Linked DNA regions of Homo sapiens: region 2 is linked to region 1. Evidence: read pairs that join two places in POLR2A ChIA-PET (ENCODE). Cell type or tissue: endothelial cell of umbilical vein. All regions are shown on one strand.

What was found. ChIA-PET counts read pairs that join two places held together with the same protein. Peaks named below come from ENCODE experiments on the same cell type or tissue, not always from the same donor. Only the 100,000 strongest peaks of a DNase experiment are listed, where the experiment ranks them.
Region 2: POLR2A ChIA-PET joins it to region 1 with 7 read pairs; 3 of 35 experiments call an interaction of 5 or more read pairs at or near these places.

Annotation. Positions count from the first base shown.
Region 1 is chr2:24,813,348-24,817,347 of GRCh38, forward strand. CENPO (centromere protein O) reads left to right here. Exons shown (of 8, transcript NM_001322101.2): 4 at 1,029-1,146; 5 at 2,150-2,409; 6 at 3,299-3,470. Among named protein-coding and RNA genes, the nearest start is that of CENPO, 22 kb to the left of the region's middle. In endothelial cell of umbilical vein, no CTCF peak of the experiment used is centred here; a DNase peak (open chromatin) is centred at 3,764; H3K27ac peaks cover 999 bases.
Region 2 is chr2:25,266,755-25,270,754 of GRCh38, forward strand. All of the region lies in intron 6 of DNMT3A (DNA methyltransferase 3 alpha), which reads right to left. Among named protein-coding and RNA genes, the nearest start is that of MIR1301, 60 kb to the right of the region's middle. RefSeq lists an enhancer at 3,211-3,801. In endothelial cell of umbilical vein, no CTCF peak of the experiment used is centred here; no DNase peak of the experiment used is centred here; H3K27ac peaks cover 500 bases.

The DNA.
Region 1 (4,000 bases):
TCACCTTTATTCAGTTGAGGTGGTCTATTTCCGGTTTCCCTTACTCCTAGGGCTTAGCTTTTTTTAGGACCTTCAGTTGAAAGTTTGGGAGTGTGTTGGAGATGGGTCTATTAAGGCTCCTGTTCCCTGGCAGGCCCTGAAATCCACATTTTGTTCTAGCAAAATCTCTGCTTGGCTTTTTCCCCTTTAGCAGCTTCTTTCCGTTTGGTTTCTCAGTCCCCAGTCACACCTGTGCAGCTTAGGAATTAGCAAATGCCGGGAGGGAAGATTGCAAGCAGAACGTTGAGTTCCTGTTTCTATGGAATCTTGGCCCGTAGAAAGTCTGCTTTGATACCATTAATGTCCAGTGTTTGTTCCGGATGAGACTGCTGCGGAGTCTAGTTTATGCCTTTCTATGTGGCCCAGTGTGCCTTGCATATGAATAAGGAAATGCTCTGAGGCCAGAGGCTGCAGGGAAGCCAGCTCAGAGCATTTGTCAGTACTCTCCAATCCTGGCTATTTGGATCCTTCTGGAATGCCTTCAAACCATTTGCTCTCTTTGCTTGCTTGTTTCTTTTTGGTATTTTATCCAGCTTGCATAGTTGTTCTCAGAGGGCGGGTCAGCCTGGTACCTTCTGCTGGGCCATAGCTAGCAGCGTAAGCCTTGGAGCCCTGGCACTTGAAACCCCACACTGTCCAAGCACAACTTACCCAGCCTTGCCTCTTCACAGCCACCTGTTGTGTCCACCCTGTGCTTAGCCTAGACTTTCCACACAACCTTTTCTTGCTGCTCTCTCAGTCCTGTCCATTCCCATCAAAAATCGAATTGTTCTTCAGACCTGTACAGTCTCCACTTCTGATTCCTGGCATTGTGACCCATGAGATTCTTCCTCTGCAGTGAATTCATAGCAATAACTGACCGGCCACTGTAGCATTTCTTGATGTATTATATCATGTGCCTTGTATTTAGCTTTCATCCAGTTGGGGGAGGGCGGGGATGTTGTAGTGTACCTCTTTGTACCAAGATTGATTTGCTGCATATCTTGCAGGTGAAAGCATGTATTGCCAATGTAGAACCCAACCAAACAGTGGAGATCAATGAGCAAGAAGCATTGGAAGAGAAATTGGAAAATGTGAAAGCCATTCTGCAGGCATATCATTTTACAGGTTTTGTTTGTTTTTTTAACCTAATTTAGTCTGGGTCTGCCTCTAGTGAGTTAGTTTGCTAGATGTGTTATCAGTCCTGGAATTATTTCATAATTTATAGTATTTTACACCCTCTGCCCTCATCACTCACACACACACACACACACAGACACACACACAGCTGACGTGCTATTTGTAGGCCTATCTTCACCTACAAGATTGACTGGCCCCTTTGTACAGCAGCTCAGTTGGTGGCTGGCTTATTCCACTCATCTTAACAGTTCGTCATGTGCCAGACCTTGTACTAGAACTGTCTTTACTGCTGGCTTGTTTTCTGCCACTAGTGAAATAGTTTGAACTTTCCAAGTCTCCGTTTCACCGTAAATAGGGATTTATTCTCCCATCTATGCCACAAGATAGTTGTGGGAAGAACTGGGGACTCTGACAAATTACTTCACACTCAGAAATAAAGAATAGCTATAAATTAAATTTTTGGCCTTGCTTATGCCTGTAATCCCATCACTTTGGGAGGCTGAGGCAGGATTACTTGAGTCCAGGAGTTCGAGACCAGCCTGGGCAACATAGCAAGACCTCATCTCTACTAAAAATTTAAAAATGAGCCAGGTGAGGTGGCATGCGCTTGTGGTCCCAGCTGTTTGGGAGGCTGAGATGGGAGGATCATTTAAGCCCAGGAAGTTGAGGTTGCAGTGAGCTGAGATCGTGCCACCGCACTCCAGCCTGGGTGACAGAGTGAAACCCTATCTCAAAAAAAAAAAAAAAAAAATTTCTCAATAGTTTGACATTTAGGTTGTTTTTTCATTTTTACCATTCTTCCATGGTTTTAACAACTCAGTCTCAAAGTGAGCCGGAGCCAAGGGGAAGAATGAGCCTATGATACTCATTGAACAAACATTTGTGTACAAAGTGTACATATTCTAGGCACTGTGGAAGCTACTGGAGGCACAGATGAGTAAGACATCACCTTGGCCTGCTGTCTATTGAGGTGTCTTCTTGTTTGCCTCAGGCCTCAGTGGTAAACTGACCAGCCGAGGAGTTTGTGTCTGCATCAGTACTGCTTTTGAGGGGAACCTATTGGATTCCTATTTTGTGGACCTTGTCATACAGAAACCACTCCGGATACATCACCATTCAGTCCCAGTCTTCATTCCCCTGGAAGAGATAGCTGCAAAATATTTACAGACCAACATCCAGCACTTCCTGTTCAGTCTCTGCGAGTACCTGAATGCTTACTCTGGGAGGAAGTACCAGGCAGACCGGCTTCAGGTATCTCTCTGGGATGTTATATGCCTCATCCGTGGGCCCAAGATCAACTTAAAAGGGGGATGTTTTTTGTATTTTCAGTGTTTCCTAACTGTGAGTTAGAAGTTTGACCGTTACCTTTCCGATGCTTGTTTCTTATTTATATAAAAGCACTATCCCACCCTCTTTTCTTTTGAAACTCTGGATGGCGTTGAAGCCTGGGTACTGGTTAAAGGATTATGCACCCCTGAATGGTGGTCTTCAAGCTTTTATCGTAAGATTGTACAGAGTGCAGTTGCTATACTTTTGATCCATCAGGGATTTATGGCGTGCCTACTATGTACCATACCGAGTGCCTTGCTGAACCTTGGGTATAGATCTCATTAGAGAAGAAAGGTTTCTGCAGTGCCATGGAACAATGCTGTCCATCTTCCCCTAAACTCTAGCCTACCTTTTTGGGTTGCAGTTGAGCTAAGGTTGGGTGAAAAAAGTAGATAGGAAATTAATGCAAATAGGCTGTAAGTGCCTCCTACAAGCTTAGCATTTCCCCCTCTATGGATTTGGAGTAACTCTGAAGCTCTCAGCTGTAGATTTAACTTAAATTGAAATGTGGATGCAGTCATGAAGCATCTTAGCCGTGTAACGTCAGTGAAGTTTCTGCAGAAACAGTCTCTTGCGAAGCTGTACCCCTGGCCATTTAGGCCTATAGGCCTTTCCAGGCTGCCAGTGACTCTTAGTTATCTTAGGCATCTTTTTCATTAGTCCTTTTTTCAGACCTTTTTCTGTCCCTCATTTATTTCTCTGAAATGTAATCGATGGGCCTCTTTTTGGTTGACGTAATTGAAGGGTCAGTAAACACCACCTTTGGAACTGCAGTCATCCTCTACTTCGTTTTGTTCCTCACCCCTCTTAGAGTGACTTTGCAGCCCTCCTGACTGGGCCCTTGCAGAGAAACCCACTGTGTAACTTGCTGTCATTTACTTACAAACTGGATCCAGGGGGTCAGTCCTTCCCGTTCTGTGCTAGATTGCTGTATAAGGACCTCACAGCAACTCTTCCCACTGACGTCACCGTGACATGTCAAGGTAAGAAGGGTGCCTCAGTGCAGAAATTCTCATATCCCAGTTTATTTGAGTGAAACAGGGAAAATAGGTAGAATCCATGAAGTAGACCTCTTGAGACACTTTCTCTGTTTATATACTGTACATTACTCAGACCGGTAAGATAGAACATTCTTGTTTCTACCAGTCTTTTCCTTCCTCTTTGTAAATGGTAAACATGATTGTCCCCATTTTCCCTTCTCCTTTGCCCACCCACCTCAGCAGTGTTCTCGCAGCCTATGATTTGTTTTCACTGGGGGCCCTGCTTCAGGAAAGACACCTAATGATAAGGCTGAGTCATGGGTCAGTTATGGTGGATGGAGCCAGAAGACTCATTTCACTGTGAAGACAAATGGACATGACACGTCAGCACACACTTACTCCTCCCTACGGAGCAGTCTCTAAATGGAAATCCTTCCAGACTGGCTGAGAGAGAGATTTTTTGGTGAACCTGTTTCAGTTAAATGTGACATGGGCAATAATGAAAAATTGGGTGAAATGTTTTTAGGAGGCAG
Region 2 (4,000 bases), 450 kb after region 1:
TATTTTCCCACCCATTTGACTAGCAAAATATTGATGTTGGCAAAGGTCTTCTCATACCCTGTTCACAGAAGCATAAATTGGAGTGCCCTTTTTAGAGGGCAGTTTGGCAGATGTCATAAAATGTAAAATGCACATTCCCTTCAGCTAGGCCTTTTTCTTTCTAGGTATCTGTCTTAGAGAAACAGATGCACAAAGAGGTATGACTAAGGATGTTCACCGCTGCAATGCTAAACAGTAAAATATCATAAACAACATAAATGGCCACCAATAACAGAATGGCTAAATAAAACCATGGGAATCCACATGGTGGAATATAATAGTAATTACGTGGCTAGATTGCACAGACTTATTGGAAGTCAAAAACCAAGCTGTAAAATGAAACTACAGTGTGGTTCCATTTGTGTAAAAAGAACAGGAAAAAAAGAACCCCTGAAGCAAAATTATATATTTACACGCATACACACGGATAGGAAAAAATCATGACGTTACACCAAACTGATAGCATCAAGTATTTCTGGTGAAGGAATTAAATTTTCAGGCCAGGTGTGGTGGCTCATGCCTGTAATCCCAGTACTTTGGGAGGTGGAGGCAAAAGGACTGCTTGAGCCCAGGAGTTCAAAGCCAGCCTGGTCAACATAAGGAGACCCCCATCTCTACAAAAAATTTAAAAATTAGCCAAGTGTGGTGGCACATGCCTGTGGTCCCAGCTACTCAGGAGGCTTAGGTGGGAGGATCACCTGAGCCAAGAAGTTGAGGCTGCAGTGAGCCATGATCATGCCATTGTACTCCAGCCTGGCCAATGGAGCAGGACCCTGTCTCAAAATAAAATTTTGGGGTGGCAAGTTTGGGCGGACTTTTTCACAAGAATGTATTTGTGTAATACTTATGTAATTTAAAATACTTTCTAAAAAATTATAAAGTTCCTATTATATGCTAGCTCTGTGCTAGGAGCTTTAAATGTTGTGTGTTGTCCACACAACTCTGAGATAAGAATTGTTCATTCATTCAGCACACTTTCACCCTGCACCTCCCACATGCCAGCCCTGGGGGCAGGGGGTGCCCAGAATGCCTGTATTGAACGAGCTTAAATGCAGAAATGGGTAGAGGCAGAAAACAAGCTGGCGAGTGCTGCTGTCATGGAGATGCAGAGTACAGCCAAGTCCATCCACAGAGGAGGAACCTCAGCTGGGGTACAGGGTAAGTGATGCCTAAGGTCCCACACCCAGTAAGTGGGACCTTTCTTAAGGCAGTATTTGAACTTGCCTCCAAAGGTCGCAGTAAACAGCAGCCAACCCTTAAGGTCCATGAAGGCTCTGCTATCTGCTGGGCAGCCCTGGGCGGAGGGAGTGGGTTGTATCTCAGTGTGGCGAGGGAAGGGAGGAGAGACTATGATGTTCCAGTCACAGATGTTTCATTATCACTATTCAATATTATTAAGCATCTAATAAGTATAAGGATGCATGAGTCAAGGGTCCCTACCTTCAGGTCGGAAGCAGGAAAGAGACCAGATCCTAGAACAATAGGACATGGTACCCGCTGCCTAGACGGAATTTAGAATCCGGCTGGGGTGAAGAGATTAATGAGCGAGTCATGCCATCAATGTGCTGTAACTGAGTCCTAAAACCACCAGCCGCGACACAAACTGGAGTGAGTGGCTTCCCAGGCGAGATGACCGCCCAGCTACTGACCCTGGGTCTCTGTGCTCATCTGCCTTGCAGAGCTACAGGGAGGGCTAATGAAGCGAGAGGCCCTTCCTAACCCTCAAGCCCTCCATCAGAGTGCATTTTGCTCTGAGAATTAGAAGGAAGAGGAGCTAAGGGAGTGCCTTCCTTTGGGAGGAGGAACTGCCCTACCCTGCCCTCCCCACAGCCCTGGCCAGCTCTGCCAGGCCAAGGAAGGTTCTCCTCAGCTCAGAAGCCTGGTGAGAATGGCAGGAATACAGGATGGAGGAGACTCTGGCCCCCCTTTACCCATGGAGGCTGTCCATACCAGTCCCCATGCCATCCTCCAGGTACACCTGTCAGCACCCCTGGAAAAACCACCTCGAAATCAAGTGTGTGGGCCCTTGTCATGGTGGAAATCTAAGATCTCATGTTCCCAGAGAAGTGGTCCCACATTCACCTACCTCCCAACTGCTTAGCCAGCCAGCAGGTATTCACTGGGCCTGTTCTCCCTGCCCATTGCATTAGGCCAGACAGAGGAAGATGTGATCAACACATAAGAAACAGTGAAAAATACCCTGATGAAATATGATTGAGTGCTAAGTAATATTAACCGTAAGGACAGTCTGAGTGCAGTGGCTCATGCCTGTAATTCCAGTACTTTGGGAGGCCAAAGCAGGCGGATCACTTGGGGTCAGGAGTTCGAGACCAGCCAGGTCAACATAGCAAAACCCCATCTCTACTTAAAATATAAAAATTAGCTGGGTGTGGTGGTGCGTGCCTGTAATTCCAGCTACTGGGAAGGCTGAGGCGAGGCACGAGAATCACTTGAACCTGGGAGGTGGAGGTTGCAGTGAGCCAAGAGACTGCACCACTGCACCCCAGCCTGGGAGACAGAGTGAAACTGTCTCAGACAAACAAACAAACCCCAGTGAGGGTTACAGGGATTCAGGGAAGGGAAGAGGTCATTGTGGACTGGAGAAATCTTGGAAACCTTCCTGGAGGAGGCAGCAGCTCTTGGCCTCAACCCTGAAGAATGGACTGGGGAAATCACAGCAGGAACGATGACAGGAAGGAAGGAAGGAGCATGGCAATGTCCCTTCCTAGGGGACACCCTTCTATTAGAGGACTGTAGTGAAAGTGGGGTGGGCTGATTGTGGAGGTCGAAGGGTTGAAGACTTGAGAAATAGCCAGAGGGTATCTGACATGATGGGGGAGACAATGGGGAGCCATTGGAGGTTCTATGGCAGGGTGTGATCATGATTAAAACAGAGCTTAGTCCTTACAGGACTAGTAAGCAGGTGAAGGAACAGCAACAGGAGATGGAACAGACAGAAGACAACAACTTCCTTCCCAGCTCCAGCAGGAATTCTCACTTCAGCCTCAGGGACTGCAGAAATGTCTCATTTTCCCCGTTCACTTATTTTCCATTTCTTTCATTTTGTGACATTCTGAGTCGTCTTAAATCTTGGGGGAGGGAAAGCCTGAAGGGGGTAATCTGGGAGAGGCTCACTCAGTAACTGTGGTCCAACAAGGGTGGGCAAGGAGAAGGAAGTTAAGCTGGGGAGTGCGTTCCCAGGGAAGAAGCCCCCCAGGTGGGGCACACAGCCTAGGGGAAGGGCTGGTGCAGCCTGGGGTCTGGTGGCAGCTCCTCCTTCTGGCCCCTGCCCCACCTTCCAGCCACATTTCCTAGCTGCTTTCTGCCCACACCCGCTGTGCACCACCACAACAAACTCCCATTCCTGAAAAGCCCAAGTGTCTTGTGCCTCGAGAGGTATGTGCCTGCTGTATTCCTCCCTCTGAAATGCCTTCCTCAGCCCTCCCCTAAATTCCAGTTCAACCGTCAAAAGCCAGAAGCCACCCCTGCTGATGCGTAGATGACCCCAGGCAGCATTCGTCTACGCCCCATTCAGGGCAGCTCTTTCTGCAGGTGCTATGAGCCCTCATCCTATCATGGGAAAACTAGGAATCCTCTATGCCTCTGGTAGTCCCAGTATCTTACATGTCACTCAGCTGTGGAGGCTTCTGGAAACCGGCTCAGTAAAGGTGCCCTGAATGAAAGGTTGCAGGCGTTGCATTCTGAGATTAGGAAGCGCTGGCTGGCCCTTCAAGTGATATTGCCTGGGGAACAGCTGGAGCTGGGTCCTGAAGGCTGGGTGGTTTGTCAGGAGGGGAGGTGCCTTTTTTGGGAGGAGGAGGGTACTTGGATCTAGGAGGGTGGGTAAGGGGTCAGTGGATCAACACTGGCAGAGGGTGGGGGGTGGAGATCTGGGGATGCAGCTAACAGAGGTTGCCGCTTGAGATCAGCTGAAGGAGGTGGGGAGGAACCTGCAGCGGCC